Linked DNA regions of Mus musculus: region 1 is linked to region 2. A link is a loop called in an ENCODE intact Hi-C map of the cell type or tissue named here. Cell type or tissue: gastrocnemius. All regions are shown on one strand. Each heading gives the region's core, and the rest is flanking DNA. Links, peaks and the distances in the headings are about the cores only.

Region 1 (5,000 bases), core at 1-5,000, 250 kb after region 2:
CTTGAAAGTCTGTTATATAATCATTCCTGCTATTTAAGAAATGCTATAGCCAGGAGTGCTGTAAATCCTTAAATCTAGCACCTTTAATTCCAGAGTTCAAGGCCAGTCTGGTCTACATAGTGAGTTCCAGGATAGCCAGGGCTACATAGAGAAACCATGACTCAAAACAAAACAAAACAAAACAAAACAAAACAAAACCATGACTCAAAACCAAACCAAACCAAACCAAACCAAATCAAACCAAACCAAACCAAACCTATAGCTAGGTTACTTTACTGCTGTTTTATGTTATGTGATATAGTTTGGGGAAAGTTGTCATTGAGGCTTGAGGGTAGATTATGGTTTTAGCTTTCTTTTATAATTTGTTTTTCTTGATCTATTATCAAAACTTCTTGTAAAATTTTGTGGAGATGAAAGATATACTTATATTACATTACATGTGTATATGGGGATAGTTATAAAAAACCAACAGGCTACACACATGGAGCTGTTATTATTTCATGGCAACTACAAGCCATTTTTGGATAAAAGCAATTAACTAGGAGAAAATAATACTTAACTTATTTTCATTTGTGTCCTGTATCATAGATTTCACTTTATTATCTTTGTAATCTATTTTTTGTAGTTATCTATTGTCTTAGTTTGGGTTTCTTGTCCTGAAAAGAGGAATTCTTATAAAGGAAACTGTTTAATTGGGGCTGGCTTACAGGTTCAGAGATTCAGTCTGTTATCATCATGGCAGGAAGCATGGCAGCATGCAGGCAGACATGGTGCTGGAGGAGCCATAGTTCTACATCTTGATCCGAAAGCAGCAGCAAGAAGCTGTCTTCTGCAGGCATCCAGTAGGAGGGTCTCTTCTACACTGGGCAGAGCATTTCTAGTTATTTCACTGAGGTTAATCTTGGAGATATAAATATTTCACTGATTTTGTTCTTAGCTTTAGCACTGCTGGCATAGTGTAAAAATAACTTATTCGTGCCAGCCTTGTTGTCACTGGGTACACATAAACCAGTGTGATGAGGAAAATGTATGTTTTACATCCTTAAAAGCTATTAGTGTGTATTGGCTATTTATATATTTTCTTTTGTAAAGTGATTTTATTTTCTACTGGCATCTAAAAATATGTAAACACACCAATAATTCCAAATGCATTTAACTTTATTCTGATTAGTTCTGCTGATGTTTTCCTTTATTGATTCTAGCACTGAATTTGTGCTTAGAAAAATGTTCTTTTTTTTTTTTATGGTTTCTTTTGTTTTTAATTACAAAATGTTCTTTTATTATATAACTTTTCCATTGTTTAAGGATTTGTTTGTTTTGAGACAGGGTCTCTCTATGTAGCCATTACTGATCTAGAACTCACTTTGTAGAGCAGGCTGACTTTAAACTCACAGAAATCTACCTGACTCCTGGGTATTGGGATTTTTAAGTGTGTGCCATGGCACCCTACTAATTTTTAAATATATTATGTAATTGTATTTCAGGTTTTTTTATGTTTAGGACTAGGGACATTTTTTAATGTTTAAGCACTTTGGTATTTGTTCCAGTATCATTTAGCTAAGAGTCCTTCCCACTATTAGAGATGATGCTTCTATTAAATGCTAAGTTCTGACCCACTCCAGTTGAATTCTGGGTTGTCTACGGTTTTGTCTATTGTGTTAATGTCACCTAATCAGCTCTTATATACCTGTGACATATGCCATCTGTCTCTTGGTTTTTCCCCTGACTTCTTCGTGTATTTGTCGAGATTTAGTTTGTAGTCATTTTCCCCAAAAGTTCTAAATAACAACTGTTCGGAAATCAGTGTTAGATCCTTGAAAAATGTTCTGGTTAGTTTTCCTGGCTAGGGGACGAGGAATGTCTTGCCTTTTATTTAATATTTAATATGGGTTGTTGTTGTTGTTTAAGATACTCACCGGTTTCCACTAAGAAATGATTACTGTTGTATACACACATGTTAAGGAACTCACCCTGTTTTTGTCTGCTTAACTTGGGTTTCTTAGGTGGGCAGGAGTGACTCTAGTAAAGTTTCCTGTTACCAAGCCTCTTTTTTCTGCTTCTTTCATAACTAGCCACCTTGCATTTCCTGCTTATCATTTGTCTACAATAGAGTAATACACTGTGAGCACACATGCTTGCTGTAGAGTAAGAACTCCATGTGATACACTACCACTGTACTTGTGTAAGGAAGCCACCATTCCCATGAAAACAGCCTTTGTCTAACAGCATTGGTTGTGGAGATTTGCTGACCTCTAGTGGCTGCATCAAAAATGGTGGTTTAATTGAAGGGACTGAAAGGGTATAGGGATGCCAAGTGACATAAAATGTCCCCTTGCAGCACATATATCTAAATGTGGCTTTATTTGGGGTGACAAGCTCAGAGCTTGTGAGTAACAAGGAAATGGAATATAAACCAATGCCGTTTCACTCTTTTTTAATATTTAAATATTTTTATTACGTATTTTCCTCAATTATATTTCCAATGCTACCCCAAAAGTCCCCCATACCCTCCCCCCCCCACTCCCCTACCCACCCATTCCCACTTTTTGGCCCCAGGGGGAAAATTCCTGAATAGAACAGCAATGGCTTGTGCTGTAAGATCAAGAATTGACAAATGGGACCTCATGAAACTGCAAAGCTTCTGTAAGGCAAAAGACACCGTCAATAAGACAAAAAGGCCACCAACAGATTGGGAAAGGATCTTTACCTATCCTAAATCAGATAGGGGACTAATATCCAATATATATAAAGAACTCAAGAAGGTGGACTCCAGAAAATCAAATAACCCCATTAAAAAATGGGGCTCAGAGCTAAACAAAGAATTCTCACCTGAGGAATACCGAATGGCTGAGAAGCACCTGAAAAAATGCTCAGCATCCTTAATCATCAGAGAAATGCAAATCAAAACAACCCTGAGATTCCATCTCACACCAGTCAGAATGGCTAAGATCAAAAATTCAGGTGACAGCAGATGCTGGCGAGGATGTGGAGAAAGAGGAACACTCCTCCATTGTTGGTGGGATTGCAGGCTTGTACAACCACTCTGGAAATCATTCTGGCCGTTCCTCAAAAAATTGGACATAGTACTCCCGGAGGATCCCGCAATACCTCTTCTGGGTATATATCCAGAAGACGTTCCAACTGGTAAGAAGGACACATGCTCCACTATGTTCAGAGCAGCCTTATTTATAATAGCCAGAAGCTGGAAAGAACCCAGATGCCCTCAACAGAGGAATGGATACAAAAAATGTGGTACATTTACGCAATGGAGTACTACTCAGCTATTAAAAGGAATGAATTTATGAAATTCCTAGGCAAATGGTTGGACCTGGAGGGCATCATCCTGAGTGAGGTAACACAATCACAAAAGAACTCAAATGATATGTACTCACTGATAAGTGGATATTAGCCTAGAAACTTAGTATACCCGAGATATAAGATACAATTTGTCGTTTCACTCTTAACATGACTTCGTTGGTTTTGCAGAATGGGTGGATGGCACCAATAAACCACCCTTAATTTTCTCAAATAAGCCCTGAGATTGACAGGAACTGAAATGACTTGATGGTCACCTAAGAGGCTGGTTTATTTCAAAAGTTCTTTGACACATGTATTTGGCACAGGCAAGGGATGCTTCCAGCTGCTTGTCTTCTGTCAGATATTGATGAGGCACATGCATATCACTCAGGCCATGAGAGACATCACTGCCTGAAAACTACATACTGTTCCCTCCTGAATCTGAGAGACTTGTCCATTCTCCACACTCAAGGAGGCTTTCATGATGGAGATGCTGGCTTTCTGAGTGCTTCTTTCTCTAAGCATACATTTTCCTTCCTTTCTCTTTTCACTGAGAAATTTACTGAAGAAGGGGGCCAGTTTAGTGTTCCTATCCAAAACTTAGAAACTCATACAAGCAGCCAAGCTTCTAAAGTAACCCAAACATTGAAGGTTAAAATAGAAAGGAAATTGTACATCTCTGGTTAATATTACCATGGTGTTTTTAATATGTAAAGTACATCATATTTCCCAAGTAGATATTCTAGTATATAGATTTTCACTATAACTAACTGTGAATCAGCATTGTATTGGTAGCTTTATAATGATGGAGTCAGTGATTTCATATGTATGCTTTTTAGATCATATCTATTTACTGTATGTCCTTACAGATTAAATGATGCAGAGAACAGAAAGCCAGACTCAGTCAGAGTCCAGTATTTTTATTTCTTTAAACTTTTGGTACTGTTTTGAAGAAGAGAATACTTCCCTTGATTGATTAAGTCCGTCTTTGTTGATAAAGTATATGTCACTATTATGCAACTGTTTCAGAACATTTGTCTTTGTTTCCATATGCTAAATAATACTACATTTTATTGAGATTTTCCTTTTGTCTGGGTACCACATTCTGTGTTTTATATACATAGTATAATAGGGAACTTAATGATTTCAGTGTGTTTGAAAAATCTGTTAATATTTAACATCTAGATCTCTGGTATAACTATTAGATTTTTTATTTATTTCTTTTCAGGATTGCTTATTGATGAGGAAATGATTTTTATGAATAAAGCAATGGACAACCATCTACCAACTGTGAATGGTCTCCTGAGCAGACTGAAGCTCTATCTGGTGAAGGATCCATTTTTAGATTTCAAAGAAGAGCTCTCTGGAAAGGATAATTTCACGTATGTCATTCCCAGTGCTGTAACTGCTTTGGTAGCAGAGAACAGTCTTTGTGTGGCCACAGGGTTAGATGCTGTTGGTGAGGGTTCCAGTGCTTCATCTCAACTTACACGAGAGTCTTTGTGTGTTTTGATTGGCAGTGCTTATTATGTGTTTTTAGTAAGTATTAATTAATCTTGTTTGATTTTTTTATTTAAGGGAGTATTTCTCTGTTCAAGAATGTTCGGAACCTTTTGTGAGAGATTTCCATATGGCTGAGGAGACCTTTTGTAAGAAGAAACTAGTATGTTTCAATAGAATCCTAAACTTTACTTTCAGTAATG
Region 2 (11,186 bases), core at 2,847-7,846:
TATTTGTGACTATTGAGAAGGGTGTTGTTTCCCTAATTTCTTTCTCAGCCTGTTTATTCTTTGTGTAGAGAAAGGCCATTGACTTGTTTGAGTTTATTTTATATCCAGCTACTTCACCGAAGCTGTTTATCAGTTTTAGGAGTTCTCTGGTGGAATTTTTAGGGTCACTTACATATACTATCATATCATCTGCAAAAAGTGATATTTTGACTTCCTCTTTTCCAATTTGTATCCCCTTGATCTCCTTTTGTTGTCGAATTGCTCTGGCTAATACTTCAAGTACTATGTTGAAAAGGTAGGGAGAAAGTGGGCAGCCTTGTCTAGTCCCTGATTTTAGTGGGATTGCTTCCAGCTTCTCTCCATTTACTTTGATGTTGGCTACTGGTTTGCAGTAGATTGCTTTTATCATGTTTAGGTATGGGCCTTGAATTCCTGATCTTTCCAAGACTTTTATCATGAATGGGTGTTGGATCTTGTCAAATGCTTTTTCTGCATCTAAGGAGATGATCATGTGGTTTTTGTCTTTGAGTTTGTTTATATAATGGATTACATTGATGGATTTTCGTATATTAAACCATCCCTGCATCCCTGGAATAAAACCTACTTGGTCAGGATGGATGATTGCTTTAATGTGTTCTTGGATTCGGTTAGCGAGAATTTTATTGAGGATTTTTGCATCGATATTCATAAGAGAAATTGGTCTGAAGTTCTCTATCTTTGTTGGATCTTTCTGTGGTTTAGGTATCAGAGTAATAGTGGCTTCATAAAATGAGTTGGGTAGAGTACCTTCTACTTCTATTTTGTGAAATAGTTTGTGCAGAACTGGAATTAGATCATCTTTGAAGGTCTGATAGAACTCTGCACTAAACCTGTCTGGTCCTGGCTTTTTTTGGCTAGGAGACTATTAATAACTGCTTCTATTTCTTTAGGGGATATGGTACTATTTAGATGGTCAACTTGATCCTGATTCAACTTTGGTACCTGGTATCTGTCCAGAAATTTGTCCATTTCATCCAGGTTTTCCAGTTTTGTTGAGTATAGCCTTTTGTAGAAGGATCTGATGGTGTTTTGGATTTCTTCAGGATCTGTTGTTATGTCTCCCTTTTCATTTCTGATTTTGTTAATTAGGATTTTGTCCCTGTGCCCTCTAGTGAGTCTAGCTAAGAGTTTATCTTGTTGATTTTCTCAAAGAACCAACTCCTCGTTTGGTTAATTCTTTCAATAGTTCTTCTTGTTTCCACTTGGTTGATTTCACCCCCGAGTTTGATTATTTCCTGCCGTCTACTCCTCTTGGGTGAATTTGCTTCCTTTTTTTCTAGAGCTTTTAGATGTGTTGTCAAGCTGCTAGTATGTGCTCTCTCCCGTTTCTTCTTGGAGGCACTCAGAGCTATGAGTTTCCCTCTTAGAAATGCTTTCATTGTGTCCCATAGGTTTTGGGTACGTTGTGGCTTCATTTTCATTAAACTCTAAAAAGTCTTTAATTTCTTTCTTTATTCCTTCCTTGACCAAGGTATCATTGAGAAGAGTGTTGTTCAGTTTCCACGTGAATGTTGGCTTTCCATTATTTATGTTGTTATTGAAGATCAGTCTTAGGCCATGGTGGTCTGATAGGATACATGGGACAATTTCAATATTTTTGTATCTGTTGAGGCCTGTTTTGTGACCAATTATATGGTCAATTTTGGAGAAGGTCCCGTGAGGTGCTGAGAAGAAGGTATATCCTTTTGTTTTAGGATAAAATGTTCTGTAGATATCTGTCAGGTCCATTTGTTTCATCACTTCTGTTAGTTTCACTGTGTCCCTGTTTAGTTTCTGTTTCCACGATCTGTCCATTGATGAAAGTGGTGTGTTGAAGTCTCTCACTATTATTGTGTGAGATGCAATGTGTGCTTTGAGCTTTACTAAAGTGTCTTTAATGAATGTGGCTGCCCTTGCATTTGGAGCGTAGATATTCAGGATTGAGAGTTCCTCTTGGAGGATTTTCCTTTGATGAGTATGAAGTGTCCCTCCTTGTCTTTTTTGATAACTTTGGGTTGGAAGTCGATTTTATCCGATATTAGAATGGCTACTCCAGCTTGTTTCTTCAGACCATTTGCTTAGAAAATTGTTTTCCAGCCTTTCACTCTGAGGTAGTGTCTGTCTTTTTCCTTGAGATGGGTTTCCTGTAAGCAGCAGAATGTTGGGTCCTGTTTGTGTAGCCAGTCTGTTAGTCTATGTCTTTTCATTGGGGAATTGAGTCCATTGATATTAAGAGATATTAAGGAAAAGTAATTGTTGCTTCCTTTTATTTTTGTTGTTAGAGTTGGCATTCTGTTCTTGTGGCTGTCTTATTTTTGGTTTGTTGAGGGATTACTTTCTTGCTTGTTCTAGGGCGTGATTTCCGTCCTTGTATTGCTTCTTTTCTGTTATTATCCTTTGAAGGGCTGGATTCGTGGAAAGATAATGTGTGAATTTGGTTTTGTCGTGGAATACTTTGGCTTCTCCATCTATGGTAATTGAGAGTTTGGCCGGGTATAGTAGCCTGGGCTGGCATTTGTGTTCTCTTAGTGTCTGTATAACATCTGTCCAGGCTCTTCTGGCTTTCATAGTCTCTGGTGAAAAGTCTGGTGTAATTCTGATAGGCCTTCCTTTATATGTTACTTGACCTTTCTCCCTTACTGCTTTTAATATTCTATCTTTATTTAGTGCATTTGTTGTTCTGATTATTATGTGTCGGGAGGAATTTCTTTTCTGGTCCAGTCTATTTGGAGTTCTGTATGCTTCTTGTATGATCATGGGCATCTCTTTCTTTATGTTTGGGAAGTTTTCTTCTATTATTTTGTTGAAGATATTAGCTGGCCCTTTAAGTTGAAAATCTTCATTCTCATCAACTCCTATTATCCGTAGGTTTGGTCTTCTCATTGTGTCCTGGATTTCCTGGATGTTTTGAGTTAGCATCCTTTTGTATTTTGTATTTTCTTTGACTTTTGTGTCGATGTTCTCTATGGAATCTTCTGCACCTGAGATTCTCTCTTCCATTTCTTGTATTCTGTTGCTGATGCTCGCATCTATGGTTCCAGATTTCTTTCCTAGGGTTTCTATCTCCAGCGTTGCCTCGCTTTGGGTTTTCTTTATTGTGTCTACTTCCCTTTTTAGTTCTAGTATGGTTTTGTTCATTTCCATCACCTGTTTGGATGTGTTTTCCTGTTTTTCTTTAAGGACTTCTACCTGTTTGGTTGTGTTTTCCTGCTTTTCTTTAAGGGCCTGTAACTCTTTAGCAGTGCTCTCCTGTAATTTTTTAAGTGACTTATGAAAGTCCTTCTTGATGTCCTCTATCATCATCATGAGAAATGTTTTAAATCTGGGTCTAGATTTTCGGTTGTATTGGGGTGCCCAGGACTAGGTGGGGTGGGAGTGCTGTGTTCTGATGATGGTGAGTGGTCTTGATTTCTGTTAGTAGGATTCTTACGTTTGCCTTTCGCCATCTGGTAATCTCTGAAGTTAGCTGTTATAGTTGTCTCTGGTAAGAGCTTGTTCTTCAGGTGACTCTGTTAGCCTCAATAAGCAGACCTGGGAGGCTAGCTCTCTCCTTAGTTTCAGTGGGCAGAGTATTCTCTGCAGGCAAGCTCTCTTCTTGCAGGGAAGGTACCCAGATATCTGGTGTTCGAACCTGCCTCCTGGTAGAAGTTGTGTTCCACTCACTAGAGGTCTTAGGATCCCGTGGGGAATACTGTGTGGGCCCTTGCGGGTGTCAGGCGACTCCGCTGGCAAGGCACCCCGGTGCTCGAGTGGAGTGGAAGGGACTTCTGCCCCAGGTCAGGCCCGGATAGTCTGCTTCCCTATTTACCGCAGTCTCAGGTTCCGCGAGATTGGATTGGGGCAGACGCTGTGTTCCACTCACCAGAGGTCTTAGGATCCCGTGGGGAATCCTGTGTGGGCCCTTGCGGGTGTCGGGGCAACTCCGCTGGCAAGGTACCCAGGTGCTCGAGTGGAGCGGAAGGCAACTAATAGCTTCTTAATACTGACAGTCCCCAAATCTGTACCTTTAAGCCCAACCTCTTTGGATTCAAACTTATCTACCTGCCTTCTAAACACACACCTTTGAACATACTAGACAAATTAAACAGAATTTTAAATTTCGCACCTCTTACTTCTAAATCCATGAAAATTGTGTCAATTTTCATAACTCAGTTCCTGGAATTCCCCTGATTAGCTGGCCAAGCCAAGAGTCTTAATTGCCTATCTGATTCCTAAATTTCTAATCAGTTAACAAACCCTGTTGATTTCAATCAAATATTTCTGTCTTTGTCTTCAACTCTACAGACTCGATCCTAGCAGGAACTGCCGCTTGGACTCCTGAAGTAGATTTCTGGGTTTTGTTTGCTTATTGCTGTTGTTTATTTCATGGCACTCTATACCCTTGGGTTGGCCTCATACTCTCTCTCTCTGTAGCCCAGGTTGGCTTCATTAGTGTGGTCCGTCCTCTTCCCTCAGCCTCCCTGGGCCACCTTCTTGAACTCACTTCCTCCTCGTCTTCTTTCTCACCAGGTACCAGCTGTCTCTCCCTCGCCTTCTTGCTTGTTCTTAAATAGGTCAGACTTGTCCCAATGAAGGCTTTTCCATTTGCTATCACCTCTTTCTGGGATAACCTCTGTCTGTGGTTTCCTGTGAGTATTTGGAAGTGTGATTGTTACACCATGTCTTACTCTGCTCCCTGTTGCTACAACCGACCCCAGATTTACAAAGAATAGCTTTTGGATGTTGGGAAGCCTGTGGACTGGGAGGACAGCATTGGGCTAGCATTGTCCTGCTCAGCCATGGCCTGACAGAGGGTATCACATGGTAGACAGAGCAAGTGTAACAAAAAGTTGAGTTTTATTCAAACCAACTCCCCTGATAACCCATGAATGGATTAACCCATCATAACGACAAGGTCCTCATAACTGTGCCACCTCCCAAAAGTTCTGCTTCTCAAATAACCATAATATACAGCTTTGGAATAGCTTCTTGAACATGCTATCTGGAAAACCTGTCTAAAACAATAACGCCCTTAGAGGGGCTTCACCTGACCATCCTTTCCTAAACACCCCCTCACTCCCTACGCTATTACTTTATTTTAAGGATTTGTTTACTTATGTAAATGGCTGTTTTGTCTGCATGTACATCTGCGCCCCAGAAGAGAGCCTCAGATCCCATGACACTCTAATTATAGATGGTTGTGAGCCACCAAGTGGTTGCTGGGAATTGAACTCAGAACCTCTAGAAGACCAGCCAGTGCTCTTAACCGCTGAGCCCTCTCTCCAGCCCCCACCCTATTCTTCTGTATCACTCACCCTCTTTGACTTCTTCATACAACTTGGATTTTTTAATTTTAAAATTTGTTTATTATCTTTCTTCCCCTGTAAAATAGGAACTCTTTGAAAGCATTTTCCTTTAGTCTGCTCTATATTGAATCCCTCAACAAATGCTAATGACACTTAGCACAATAAATCCACGTTTCTTAATAATAGCTAGGGAGTCATTGATGCTGTAGAGATAGGGTTTTTTTTTGTATTAAGAGAAACTCTGAGTACTTTGTGCCAGAGACAAGTGCTGTCCAATCCAACGTTTATAAAGCAATGCTTATAAAGAGACTGCCCAGTCGCCTAGTCTTTGATCCGTGTCATACTTGAGTGAGTTGTGCTGCTTTAAAAACATATTTACTACATTTTATTACTTCTATTTTCTGCATGTAGAGCAGGATGGGGGGGTTAGCTATTGGATATCTGTGTAAGTCAGAGGACACTTTATAATAGGTATTGAGGTTTTGAGGCTAAACACAGCCCCAAGTCACTCGTGTCCTGTGTCTGCGCTCATGGCCACCAGGGGGCACCGTTGAGCTGTTCAAGTTCACTGGGACAGTGAAGGCCTTTAAGAGCATTGAGATCATGCCTGCTTTTCAAACTTGCTTTAGAGCAGCAGTTCTCAACCTTCCTAATGCTGGGACCCTATAACACAGTTCCTCATGGTGTGGGGACTTCCAACCATACAATTATTTCATTGATACTTCAGAACTGTAATTTTGCTACTGTTATGAATTGTAATGTAAATATCTGATATGCAGAGTATCTGATATGTGACCCCCAAAGGGGTCGCAACCTGCAGACTGAGAACCTCTACTTTAGAGACTTGGCAGTGTGAAAATTCAAATTGGTGAGACTTTATTAAAGAGTTGAGAAAACAAAAAACAAAAAAACCCCGTGTCTCATAAAAGTAAGAGGAAAGAGAACCTGGTTTGTTGATGTGAGGATATCCCAGATGTTCGTGGCATTGTTTCAGTAAAAAGAGGAACTTTCAAATGTTACCAGAAATGTTGAGTTAAGGATTTGGATCTGGAAAACACAGCGGATGCTTTCCCAGAAGCAAAGCGGGTGGAATTTCCCTTCTGTGAGCCTCCTATTAAATTAAATCTTACTGATGGGAACGGGATGAAAACAAGAGCTTTAAATATATTGCTGGCCTCAGAGGAGATGCCGAGGAGTGGAGAGGGACAGAGACAAGTGCTTTAGGAGGCAGGAGAGGGTGATGGCTGGAGGCTGGGACACGTCTCAAGCTTGTGGCTCATGTGTAGCCTAAGCAGGCTCATTGAACTGAGTTCTTTAGAACAGGCTCATTCATGCCCACTTTAGGGAAGGAAGGAGAACAAAAAAGCACTCACTGTCTTGGTGTAGACCCCTAAGAGGCAGAAGGAGCTCTCTCACACTGACTGTACTGTTTTCTCGTTGAGTTATAAGCAAATTTCATTTTCATAGGGACAACACAGGAAATCAGAGAAAGCTAAAGGGGTAGGGGTGGGTGTTGGTGGTGGGGTGGATGCTGGGGTGGGGTGGATGCTGGGGTGGGGTGGATGCTGGGATGGGGGTGGAGAACAGAAATACGTGTGCGTGTGAATGTGATGATAAAGTCCACTAGTTGTTCCCCAGGCCATGGCTATTGTTTGAAAAATGCTAGAGGGAAAAAGGGGGAAAAGATGGAAGTAATTTCTATATTTGACTTCAGTACCAATGCCAGCAACTAGCATGGGAAATTTCCCATCTCTGGTTGCCTTCATAATAAGAAAAGAGAAGGCGCTTTTTCAGATGGGTAGGAAGGCAGCCAGGACCACTGCTCTCCCTGACCCTGTCTCTCTTACCTCTTCACTGTCAGCCGGTGGCTCTGGGGAGCATCATGAGGGATCAGTTCTCCTGAGTTTTCCCCTCCATTCTTCTGTTCCATTTGTGGGTGATCGCCAACTCTTTAAGGGTTCTGTACCATTGTGTTCTGTAGCCTTGGTGAGGAAGGAGCCTATTCCTCCTAGCTGGTCACAGGGCACTGGAATGATCTTGGAAAGTCCCTCTGGTGTCTTGGGGGGGCTGAAGTTGCATCAGAGATTTTGGATAAGGATTGACCCCTGGCCTGGTTTCCTTTCAAAGTCTTTGGCAGTATAAGGTGTTTGGCTCCTTGGGTCAGGCTGGGAGTGAGCGTGTTTGGGGTCCCATGTTTCTGCCACCCACACATTTTCCCACTCCCAGAAACATTGGTCTACCTTCTAACCTCATGTTCCTGTTTAAATGGCGCAGCAGACACCTGTTCGCATCTCTCTGTTTCACCCACTAACACCATTCAGTTCCCATTAGGCTTCTTCACTGAGGTAGGGTGACTCACGGTGGAAGGAAATGGGCTGGCTGCTCGGGTCAGCTTGTATACACTTTAACTTTATACAATGTGCATAGGAAGGCTTCCTTAGATCAGAATCCTAAAAATCCAGAATCATGGTGATTGATGTCGTAGAAGGACCATGCTGAGAACCGACACTTGAATTCAGGAAATATTAATGACAAATACCTATGCACAGTGCTGAGTGGGAGAACATGTGGCCGAGCCTCACAGATGTGTAGATGGGAAGGCCTATCTGGCCTTGTGGCTGGCGGCTTATGGTGAACATTCTCATTTCTTTGTTCCTATGAGTTTCTTTGAGCACATCTCTTAGAAAAAAAAAAAAACTTACTATCATAAGGTTAGGTGAAAAACTTTTAATATAGTTGCACTTATAGTATCTCCTTTTACTGATTTACCATTTTGCTTGTCTTAGCAGTGTTAATCTTTGCATATGTGTTACACATTTCCCACACCAAGATAATTTATTCTTTAATTTTATTTTCATTATTTTGACATTTAGATTTTGGATATGTACGGGATATGTATGGATGAGTGTGCCTGTGTGTGCCTGTGTGTGTGTATATGTGTGCATGTACTCACATGTGTGTGCATGTGCACTTAGACATGTCTGTAATTGTGGTGAGCAGGGAGGCAAGGGGTCAATACATGTCTTTATTGCAGTCACCTTGTTTGTTTGTTTTTTTGTTTGTTTGTTGGCAGAGCCTTGAGCTCCGCATTTGACTAGATGGGATAGCCAGGGAGTTTTGGGGTCCCCCGTCTCATTCACCTATCCCAACCCCCAACACTGAGGTTATAAATACACTGCCACTGCTGGCTTTTACATGGGTGCCAGGGATCCAAACTCAGACCCTCAAGCGCTGGGGGAAAGCGTGATATACCCACAGGCTGTCTCTGTAGCCAAACACTTAGACACTTGACAGTGTCACGGAACCAGTTCTATTAATGTCTTAGCGTTCACTCCTCCAATGACACTGAGAAAAATGCTCCCCATCTCTGGAGTCTAGGTTAAATTTTGTTCTCTAGAACTTTCTTATCTTTGTAATAATCTGGGCTCATTTAGACTGTGTTCTGACTTAAGACATGAAGCTGAATCTACACAGGAACTTTCTTCTCCGGGTTGTTTAATGCACCTCTCGATTTCCTGGGTGGGTTGTGGTCTTCCTGAAATACACACTCTTCTGTCACCTCCCTGTGTGGTTCCTGCTTGTAATTTTGCTGTTACTTTTCTCTGTATTCCTCAAGGTGTTTTTTGTTTTGTTTTGTTGTTGTTGTTGTTTCTCATACGATGCCCCTGATACTCTTTAGTGGTCTGCTTCTAGCGGAGGATTGAAGTTACTGGAACCTCTGAACTGTATGGAAAGCCTGCCTCTGGCCCTGCTTCCGTTGTGCATACCCAGGGGAGAGGACTGCATTTTACCCCATAGGACGGTTATGCTTTGCTTTGCTTTTAGATCAGTGAGGAGGAGCGTGGGTAGGAGGCAGATTTGCCTGGGATAGCAACTTGGACCTGAGGAACAGCACTGTGACAACAGAACAGAAAGCCGGGGTTACTTCACCCCGAAATGTGGCGGAGAACCAGGCTGCCGACGGCCACACTTGTTACATTTCAGAGAAGTGCAGAATGTGGAGCAGCTCAAGTTGGGGAAGGCCTCGCGCAAGCAAGGCAGCAAACTAACTGGAAATCATGTGCTGATTGGCAGCCAGGTGACAGTGTACCCTTGGAACTGCAAGGTGCATCCCACACTGGGTGGCTCAGAACACAAGAGGCAGAGCTTTCCTGTTGTTCCCCAGACCTGCCTTCTCTGAGCCCTGTGCGCTTTGTCCTGTCTCCTCCAGGTTGAGAGAGACTAGATGGATTGGAAGGGTAGTTGGGAGATGAGCTCAGTCAGCTAGGCTTAGTTATCTCAGAGGAGAACAGAGAGCAACCAAGAAGAGAGTGAGAGGGGCTGAGCAATAAAAGTGATAGGTTTCAACAGATAGGTTTCTACTGTTGGGCTGGATCACAGGAAACAAGAGACCCTTACTGTTACTACAGAGCACCAACAGCCTGGTGATGGCGCTCAGGCCTGAGGGCAGAGTTCTCAGGTGAGGGGGCTCGAAGCTCGGGCCCAGGCTGCTTTCTTTTCCTGTCACTTCTGCAGCCTTCTTTCTCAGAGATGTCATGAAATCACTCTCTGGAGTCCTCTCTAAAGGGAGAAAGGCCCTCGTAAAAGGCATTTTATGAAGCCTCACCTGTAAGCAGGGCCTGTTCCCTGTGAGTCCCCTGCCTAGGGCTCTTGGCAGTGAGAAGTATGATCCGTGTCACTGTGTCTGGTGACTTCAGAAGCACTTCTAGACTGAATGTGAATTTCTAGTTTCCTTTGAGACACTTCCACACACACTTCAGTCTCAGCAAATTCCCTAGGTGTGAGCTGCTCCCATTACAGACTTTCTGCAAGCTCCGGTGAGGGGCGTCATGACCCGGGTGACTGTAGCGTAGCCTGTGCTCCTCTGTTCTCTCTTCCATGTCCTGCCTCTCTGGCTTCTCTTGCATTGATTTCCTCAGACCAAAAGCATTTCACGCCTCGACTCCTGACTTTCTGCTCTTTTCCAGTTTACCCTCTTTGGTTCTTATGTTCTACTCCTAATTAGGTTTTCTTTAACTCCTTCCTGAACCTCAGATCTGACCTGGGCCTACCCATTCCCTCCTGCTGCCCATCTCTCCACTGCCAGAACTCAGCTTATTAGCCCAGAGTTTGGGGATCTGCCTAGATTGGCAGGCACTCTCACACAGAGGCCTAAGAATGGCTTCTGGCCTGGCGCCAGAACTCCCTCACTTGTACATACAGCTGTATGTTCTGCCTTTCAGCAGGAGATGGGGTTGGCTGGGTGCATTCTAAAATTAGTCAAGGCCCTTTGGGGTGTAGATGACAAAAACCGACTCAAAGCTTAAGCCTGCAGGATGTGCTGGGTTAGAGATGGAAGTCGAGGAAGGGATCTCACTTGAAGCACAGTACGTTCCAGCTACAGATGTACTGTAAGTGGCCCGTTGTTCTTGCTTAGTTGTTCTGCCTGAAGTCTTTCACCCAGACCTGGAAAGATGAGCATTCCTGGCTAATGTGGTACTAACAGCTGTGATCCAAGACTAAGAACGAGACGTTGTCATCTCTCAGAGTTAAATGGACCACTCCTTTTGGTCAGTTCTAAGTATGGTGATTATGTCTCTAGGGCCTAGGCCAGATAGCATTTGGAGACTCATGAGTAACGGCCCCATAGGAACTCTGTGGGAGGGGGAGGGGCTGCTACTGAGAGATTGGCTTCTTAAATTTACTTATGATTAGCCCTGGCAGTGGTGGTACCCACCCTTAATCTCAGCACTCAGGAGGCAGAGGCAGTCAGATCTCTGTGAGTTTGAGGCCAGCCTGGTCTACAAAGCAAGTCCACAACAGACAGTGCTATTACCCAGAGAAACCGTCTCAAAAAACAAAACCAAAACAAAAATCCCAAACAAAACCAAAACAAACCTTATT

What was found. Hi-C counts contacts between places; a loop is a spot of excess contacts. Peaks named below come from ENCODE experiments on the same cell type or tissue, not always from the same donor. Only the 100,000 strongest peaks of a DNase experiment are listed, where the experiment ranks them.
Region 1: a loop joins it to region 2, with 12 times the contacts of the local background. A loop is called at or near these places in 37 of 42 quality-filtered maps.

Annotation. Positions count from the first base shown.
Region 1 is chr4:59,093,809-59,098,808 of GRCm38, reverse strand. Shoc1 (shortage in chiasmata 1) reads left to right here. Exons shown (of 28, transcript NM_001370843.1): 6 at 4,526-4,679; 7 at 4,876-4,960. Among named protein-coding and RNA genes, the nearest start is that of Gm35527, 22 kb to the left of the region's middle. In gastrocnemius, for the core only: a CTCF peak has its summit at 2,266 (motif pointing left); a DNase peak (open chromatin) is centred at 2,249.
Region 2 is chr4:59,335,578-59,346,763 of GRCm38, reverse strand. All of the region lies in intron 12 of Susd1 (sushi domain containing 1), which reads left to right. Among named protein-coding and RNA genes, the nearest start is that of Gm35578, 59 kb to the right of the region's middle. In gastrocnemius, for the core only: a CTCF peak has its summit at 5,838 (motif pointing right); a DNase peak (open chromatin) is centred at 5,846; H3K27ac peaks cover 906 bases.